Regions from separate parts of the Homo sapiens genome. Here region 1 is linked to region 2. A link is a contact called in ENCODE Hi-C or POLR2A ChIA-PET data. All regions are on one chromosome and are shown on one strand. The core of a region is the stretch at or near the end of the contact, and the rest is flanking DNA. Distances in the headings are between cores, read along the strand shown.

What was found. Hi-C counts contacts between places; a loop is a spot of excess contacts on that map. ChIA-PET counts read pairs that join two places held with the same protein, here RNA polymerase II (POLR2A). Pooled maps may share reads with other maps.
Region 1: a loop to region 2 is called in a map with no recorded cell type, with 1.9 times the contacts of the local background. The contact joins two enhancer-like sites. A Hi-C loop is called at or near these places in 1 of 168 maps with a recorded cell type or tissue (gastrocnemius medialis), 1 of 37 single-sample maps with no recorded cell type and 1 of 50 pooled maps. POLR2A ChIA-PET finds 5 or more read pairs at or near these places in 3 of 52 experiments (MCF 10A, activated T-cell and activated naive CD4-positive, alpha-beta T cell).

Annotation. Positions count from the first base shown.
Region 1 is chr4:123,747,813-123,751,554 of GRCh38, forward strand. The region is part of intron 3 of LINC01091 (long intergenic non-protein coding RNA 1091); the gene reads left to right. Among named protein-coding and RNA genes, the nearest start is that of LINC01091, 100 kb to the left of the region's middle. RefSeq lists enhancers at 1,218-1,803, 1,804-2,387, 2,388-2,971. Within about 2 kb of position 1,764, at least 6 of the 41 ENCODE cell types and tissues checked have a DNase peak (open chromatin) inside an H3K27ac peak, as active enhancers do.
Region 2 is chr4:123,697,438-123,701,479 of GRCh38, forward strand. All of the region lies in intron 3 of LINC01091 (long intergenic non-protein coding RNA 1091), which reads left to right. Among named protein-coding and RNA genes, the nearest start is that of LINC01091, 49 kb to the left of the region's middle. Within about 2 kb of position 2,539, at least 5 of the 41 ENCODE cell types and tissues checked have a DNase peak (open chromatin) inside an H3K27ac peak, as active enhancers do.

The DNA of each region.
Region 1 (3,742 bases), core at 514-3,013, 50 kb after region 2:
TTGAGTGTTCTTTGTAGGGTAGAGGAAAGAGGGGACACAGGTACATCAGAGTCCTCATTGGAAGAGTGAAAATAGCAGCTGCTTGAGGCTAAAGTCTAGATTTCAGTGGGTACAGAAAACTTGATGTAGACTGTAGGGCATATACCACACAGATTTGCAGAGATTTTCAGAAGAGCAACAGCCTTCTTATTAGATGTGCATTTGCTGATTTGATGGAAATCTCAAGGTCACTGTAACTTCAGTTGACTTCTCCCTTACACAAAGAAGAGGCTAAAAGCCGTTATTGATTGCTCTCAAGAAATCAGAGAAGAGGCCATGGCCACTCAAATATCCTAAAAAGGCTTTTGGATTTATGGAACTGTGGAAACTAACAGTCTTTAAATATCAACTGGTCCAACCTTTGTCTACTTCCTTCTCCTTCTCATCCTTTTTGCAATAAAGGAATCAAAGACTTAGATTCAATATCCAATGTATACCAGGCCGTTGAGTAATCACAGATGCAAGACTAGAATCTGACTGTGGATTCAGAGTCAGAAGCCCTGGGTTCTGCTCCCTGCTGCATTTTCTTATTTTCTGTACCTTCTTGAACCTCAGGTCCCTCTCTGTAAAAAGAGGTAAGTAAAATCACATCTCACAGGGTTTTTGGAGGACCCTATGAGTTAATGTGGGATTTGAAAACTGTAGGAATGTTAAAACATTTTATTGTTATTATTTATGAGGTTATTTGGGTGCCAACAATTATACGAAGAGGATTATTTTGGCTTTCCTGAAATAGCAGCAGTGCTATAGTTGAAGTGACTTCACTGTTCTGCATGTCTGTGTGTGCACATGTGCAGATCCAGGCCAGGGCTAGGCAGTGAAGTTTATAGATTGTCTTTTGGGATAACGAGCTTTTGGGCTCTTGGTAGGCCTTCTAAATAATACATTGTTTTTCTTCTTTCTTTTCTTTTCACAGGAATTAGAATAATAGCTAAAATTTCTCACTTGTTTCTTAAGGAAGTTAGGAATACATCTTAATAAATCAAGAAGTTCAAACACATCATCCATAGCAACTTGAAGTAGACTCCTATTCTGTTTAACCATGCCTTTTGAGAGTCAAAATCCAGGGATGCTCCCTACAGCCAGTCTTGAAGAACAGAAGGGGAACTACATGCCACCAGGCTATGGGAGCTGTTTCAGCAGCAGATCATTACCTAATCTCTTCCTGTCTCCCCGGTAGAGCTGAACAGAGCCTGTGAGAGAAAATTCCGGATGTTAAGGGAAGGAGAAAGAGGTATAGGTGTAGGGACTAAAAGTTGATGTGGTATCATTCCTATGAAAAAAATAATCAGATTCATTTTTATATTTCCTAAGCACGCTTATATTTGGTGAAAAAAAAAGAGCATGTTAGAGACATTATTTATGATGGTCATGCCTCAAATCTTGTCTTTACTTACAGTTTCCATTTCCAAAACTCTCTTAAAGCTTCTAGTCTTTTTAAGCCTGAGTATTTTAATAGAAGTAAAGTCTCTCCTGTCAGAGTGCTATTCCCTAGACATGTTTGCCTCCAGGGTCTGAAAAGAAAGGAGTCCATTTTACACCCTGAAGCAGAGTGTACCCCTCTGTTCTCTTCAGACAGTGTGGGGAAGGATGTACCCCTTTAATCTCAAGAGGCAAGAAAATATCGAAACAGATGACTTTGGCAGGTTTGCTGAAGGCTGGCGGCAGGTTGGCCGGGCCGCAATCAGTGGCCTCCAGAGTTCAGCGTGACAGGAAGCAGGGGCTGCTGCTCTGCCTGGTCATTAGTGAGGAGCAAGAGAGCCTGATGATTAGTCCTTGCAGCACTGGAGAATGTTCCCATATCTGGCCCAGGGGACAGAGAGGTCCCAAAACATCCCAGACATTTGGTCGTCAGCGCTTTCATTCTCTCATCACTCAGGAAGTTAGAGAGAAGATAAAAACAAATTAAAGAATTTTTTTTAAAGCACTCAAGTTTTTCTTAACATTTTCCATTTCCTTTTACAACACAAGTTTTAAACCTTGTGATGAAATGCTAAGTCACAGATGTAAAGGTGTCAAGAATTATAATTGCACGTTCCACACACAACCTTAGCTCCTCTGAGCATGCAAAAAAACCAGGAATTAAATAACTTGCTGATTCAACTTTGTCAATACAATGAATCATATTAACAAAATGTTAATGAATTAGTGAACTTCCGCAAAAGGTGAAGAACAGCCATGAGCATCAGCATTATCTTGAGATGTTAGGGAGAAAGGGTGGTGGGAGGGATTGGGAGGTAGCAGCAGCACCAGCACAGAAACAAGGGCCAGAAACAGGCCTCCTGCAGGGGCAGCCACTTCCTCCTCCTGCCTGCTTAGCCCTGCTCTGCAGACACACAATAATCACCCCAGCGGGTCTAGGGATCAAATGACGGCACTGCTGAAGGATTAAGAGCAACTCTATCCTCTTGGCTTGGACTTTGGAATTTTCATTAAAATGACCTTGGGTGTGGTGAGAAAGGAATTCAGACAACAGGGATCAAGTCTTAAACATGTCACCTGGGAAAACAACCGAAGGGCCCCTTCAGAGAGAGCTTTCTTTCTGGGACTCAGGCAGAGTTGTCACACTTGTTTTCCTAAGTGTTTCTCACATGGGATTAGCCTCCAGATATGTGAAAAGTGAGGAGTTGAAGGTCTGAGGTAGGCAGAATGAGGCAAAAAATAAATTACAATGTGCTAGTGCAGGCTGGACTTCTTAACGTTCTCAAAGCTCTGTAATGTTTGACTTGTTGAGAGATTGCCCTCTTCCTCTCCTCATCTCATTGCTCTCAATGGAAGGAGCTGGGGCTCCATCTGCAATTCATGGTGGGTTATTGTAAAAAGCACTGTAGAGACTGGGTTGGCCTTATGTAGGCAGCAGCCTGTAGTCCAGCAGACGTGGATAGATGGCTGCAGGCTTGAGACTTAGGTAATTTGAGGCCGGGCATGATGGCTCACACCAGTAATCCCAGCACTTTGGGAGGCTGAGGTGGGCGGATCACGAGGTCAAGAGATCGAGACCATGCTGGCCAACATGGTGAAACCCCGTCTCTACTAAAAATACAAAAATTAGCTGGGTGTGGTGGTGCATGCCTGTAGTCCCAAGTATTTGGGAAGCTGAGGCAGGAGAATCGCTTCAACCTGAGAGGTGGAGGTTGCAGTGAGCTGAGATTCTGCCACTAGACTCCAGCCTGGCGACAGAGTGAGACTCTGCCTCAAAAAAAAAAAAAAAAAAAAAAAAAAAGTAACTGGAGAAAGGGTACAGGCCTCAGAAATTTAATATCAGAAATGGGAGGACTTGGGAGAAAAAGTAATCTGCTGATGACTACCACAAAGTATGTAAAAAGAGAATAGGTTTCTCAGTGTGGCTCCTATGTCTGTGGGCTCCTGAAGTGGGCTTAGCTGAAGTAGGAAAAATCATAGAAAGGTCCTCTTATAGCATCACTAACGAAATCAACAGATGTAGGCTAGGAAATGGCAATGACTAGACGTCAGAAAAAGGTTAGACAGTGAAGGTTCTGCTGAGACAGAACTGCAAGGAAGTTTTTTGGTCTTTGTCCATGCCCAGCAAGGTGTGGATCCTGATGTCTATCACATCTAGGATTGGCCATGCTTGGTTCTTAAACCAGTGGGGTCCAGTCTGATCATGTAAAGGACCGTCTTCTCCCATCAGTGCTTAGAGTAGTGAGGAGATGGGACCTGGTTCTGGTACTTGTGATCAGAG
Region 2 (4,042 bases), core at 1,289-3,788:
AGAAGATTTGTTTTCAACTGAGAGAAATGAGATTCATAATATTCTCACTTTAAGTGTAATTTTAGGAGGAAATTCTACCCACAACTTTGAAATATTCTGGTGTATGTAATGATTGCTTTCTTTCTTCAGTTAGATCTATTTCCAGAACAAGGTTGCCACCTCTTACCTTATATTCTATTTCTTAACCTTGGTGCCTTTGAGATAGACTTTGGAGAGTGGGTCTAATGTTGACAGATGGATAGAGAGGGGATAGATTCTATGAAAGACAAAGGATGAGGCCAAAACCACATGCATGGGAAATCAGAGCATCTCTGGGCATTATAGGAAAAAAGAATTTTGTACAGGGCTACATTATTAAAGGCCTGAGATGTTAATCCAAAACATCATTTAGTTTTCTGACTAAGAAATTGTGTTTCAAATAGTATCAAAGAAAACTAGATGAATTTCCCATCAAATTCTCTATTTTCTTTTTCTATCTCGAAAGATAACAAGATGCTAATTATCTCAATCTAGTCTTCAAAAAATTAACAATGCAAAGTTTAGTTTTATAAAGTGCTTATTCTCTAATAAATAGAAGTGGAATAATTAGTCATTAATTATTGGTAATACATGTTATTTATTCTCTTATTCTTTTAGTTTTAACCAACTATCATTGATTGAAAACATTATTTGATTCATGTTACTGTAATAAGCTTTAACATACTTCTGTTCCTTCCCCATGCCCTCTTCCCCTGCCCTCCTCTCTACCTCACTTATCTCCTCTTTTCTATTCTCAATCAACTAATTATTCGTGGGAGCATGTACTAGGGGCAACATTACTTTTTTTTTTTTAATGAAGTATCTAGGTCTTCACCATTTTCGACACAATGCTATATTTTTCGTACCATATGTTTTTTGAAATGCTTATAATGCTCTCTTTTGGTGAAGAGGATTTGTTTGTGGATGTCATAAAGTCAAACACTACTCGTGTCTCATGATAGTAATCACCACCAATACCACCGTAATAGTAGTAATCTTTGGGTTGAATGGGCCAATCAAATTTATAATCTGCTATACTTGTCTTCTGATCTTCACTAGCGTGGCTTTTGTGTGCTCATGGAAAAAACAGGGAATAAAAGCTTGGTAGTTTACACGCTGTTAAAATTAAGAAAACACGATTTAGTATTAAAAGAGGTAATGATTTAATTTTGGAGTTGCTGAGTTGAGCTCTGGTGGTCTGGGAAGCTCGGGGGAAAATTTAGATATTGCAGTAACAGATTTGGGTTGGAATATTTTGTGACTGCAATAGCAGATGCACTTATAGAAGGCTTTACAAATCCAAATGTTGCTTCATATGACCTTGGGACATGATGGATTTCCCAAGGCTCCAGATTTGACAATAAGTTTTCTGTTTAGCCAAAACATGAAAATTCTTCTTCTTCACACGTTATTTAAAGAAAAGTGCTTAAAATTACATGGTATTTAAAATTTACTTAGTTGTAAAACCTATTAATAGAATATAAATATATGGTTTTTAAATCAGTACAATTGATTTGCAGGCTTAGGTAGCTTAGATTAAGGTAAATATCTTTTATGGTAATTTTCCTGGAACTGTAAATATGACTTATGTGTCTCCGTATCTTTGTTTCCACTGAAGACTTTGAAATAGCAATAATTGGGCCTTTTTGAGGACTTCTTGGGCCTTTTCAGGACTTCTACCAATTTGTTAATAGTATGCACCTTGGAAATTTTTAAGGATTCACCCAGACTTTAATAGTCACGGTTAATATATTCAAATGGTTTGAAAATTTGTGCTTGTAATATGATGATTTGAATTCTTGATACTGGGGCACTTTTGATTATCTTTGCACAGTGTGCATTTGCTTGTAATTTTTTTTACTTTGATGCACTGCTAATAGATAATATACCACACATTCTATGGATATGTGCTAGTTGACCCAATCAGAATAAATGTACAGGAACTCTGCTACATGGTAAATATAATTAAATACCATGAAAATGTCTTATTAACTTCTGTAATCTTTAAAAGTACGCAATCAATCATATTACTTGAAAAAACTTTATTTTTCAACCTATGATACTGCTTAAGGCTCTGTTCAAGGATGCATTTAAAAAACATGACAATTCTAAAAAATAAAATAGAAATTTTAACTGTTTGAATAATGGAAGGTGCACATTGACAGTAACTATTCATACTTTGTACCAAGATCTTAGTTTGACATAATTTTTTCAGCCTTGTTTGGATTTACAGTTAACCCTAAAAACATTAGTAAATGGTACCCACACTTTTAAATCATAAAAAGAAACCTAGATTTGTTTGCAGTTTTTTAATCTGTTGTTAATAAACTTGAAAGAACACAGCCCTGTCTAATAAACACATCAAACTAATGGGTACCAGAGCAGTTCAGAAGAGTGTTTGTTGTTTGGTGTTTAGGTTTCAGTCAGAATTAATCAACAATGGATGGGGCCTGCTGTATTTATTAGCAACTCAAATCCCTGTGATTTAATGCCAGGTCCTTTGACTCATTCCAGTGAATGCTGGCAAGTTTACAGCACTAATACATACTTACATCCTCGGGTCTTTAAAAGAAAGGGAAAAATAGAGCCTAAAATCAGACCACAGGATTGGCAAGAATTTCCCGAGAGCCATTTTGAATTTAGCCCTATACAGTGAGCCTGTGAATAGGAAGCAATTGATTCAGGAACAGTGGAGCCTTTTTTTGCCTGAAGAAGCCTTCAGCTGTGCAGATGGCTTGCTGGCATAATCCAGTCTGCTTTTGTCTTTTATTTTATATATTAGGCTACTTTCTTCTCACACTTTATATTGCTTTTATTTTCTCTCTGTGCTCTAAGCCTCCAAATTTCAGGGGCAAGGAGAGGTTGCAAGGGTTTAGTGAGGGTGGCAGGACTATATGTGGAGTATTTCCCACAGATTTATGAGTTGCTGGTAAATCGCTGGCAATGCTGCCTGCTTGTCACAGTCAGCACTAGGGTGTTCTTTGTACAAAAGTGTCAACTTTTGAATGAGGACTCTGGAAACAGATGTAAAGATTAATCTTGAGAATGCATTTTTCTGAGGCCCTGAAAACGTGCCTACTTGTGCAATAGCCCTGGTTCTAGACATTTATTTTTCAAAATGATCTCATTCCTCAGTTACAAAGACTTACATTCTTCACTGTTCATGTTCAGAAAATTCCACAGCCCTTAGCCATTCCTCCTGCTTCTCATGTCTGGGGGCTGCCTTTCGAGAGCAGATTATTTGTGGAAAGACATTATTTATCTGGAAACTGTTCAGTGAAAACTTGATGGAGTTGTTGTTACTCTAGGGACCGTCTATCTCCCTCGGAAGATAAGATTTGCCAATGCTTCCCCCCTACAACTTCCTATGGGAAGATAGCTGACTTTTGGCCTGATAAATAGTTTCACATTGGATGGGTTGTTGCCATCTCATGCATTCTTTTTCATCCTTCCCAGATATGCAATTTTCTTTCTTAGTGTCTTGCTTTCGGTTGTATTGTCTTTTATCCCCCCTCTCATACGGAAGTAAATTTTGAAGAAGAAATATATGCTAAAATGGGTATTTGTTCAGGTTTTTCAATGTTAAATATTAGGATATGTCTCAAAGTGTTCTGAAATAAATCTGTGTATATAAAAAAAAATCGAGCATGTTAATCACATACCTCTGTTTTTCCTCTAGTTTTCTTCTACACAATGATATATTTTCTTTCGGCAAATAGAAGACTTTGTGGGAATGATGTAGAACATGGGTTTTTTTTTTTTTTTTTTTTGTATTGTAAATGTTCCACAAACAGAAGATAAATACCACAGAATCCACCATTTTGGAATGACTTGTTTGTGAGTCAATTGTCCTTGTTTCCCCTCCTTAAAAATTATATCTTCCATTTATATGGGAAACACATGTAGATATTTCCTCTTTTCTTATCTTTAAACAAGATTTGTAATACATTTCAGCTGAAGATTAAAAAGATCTGGTCCTCTAAACATTTGTATAAGATTAGCACATGTACTGACATACAGACTT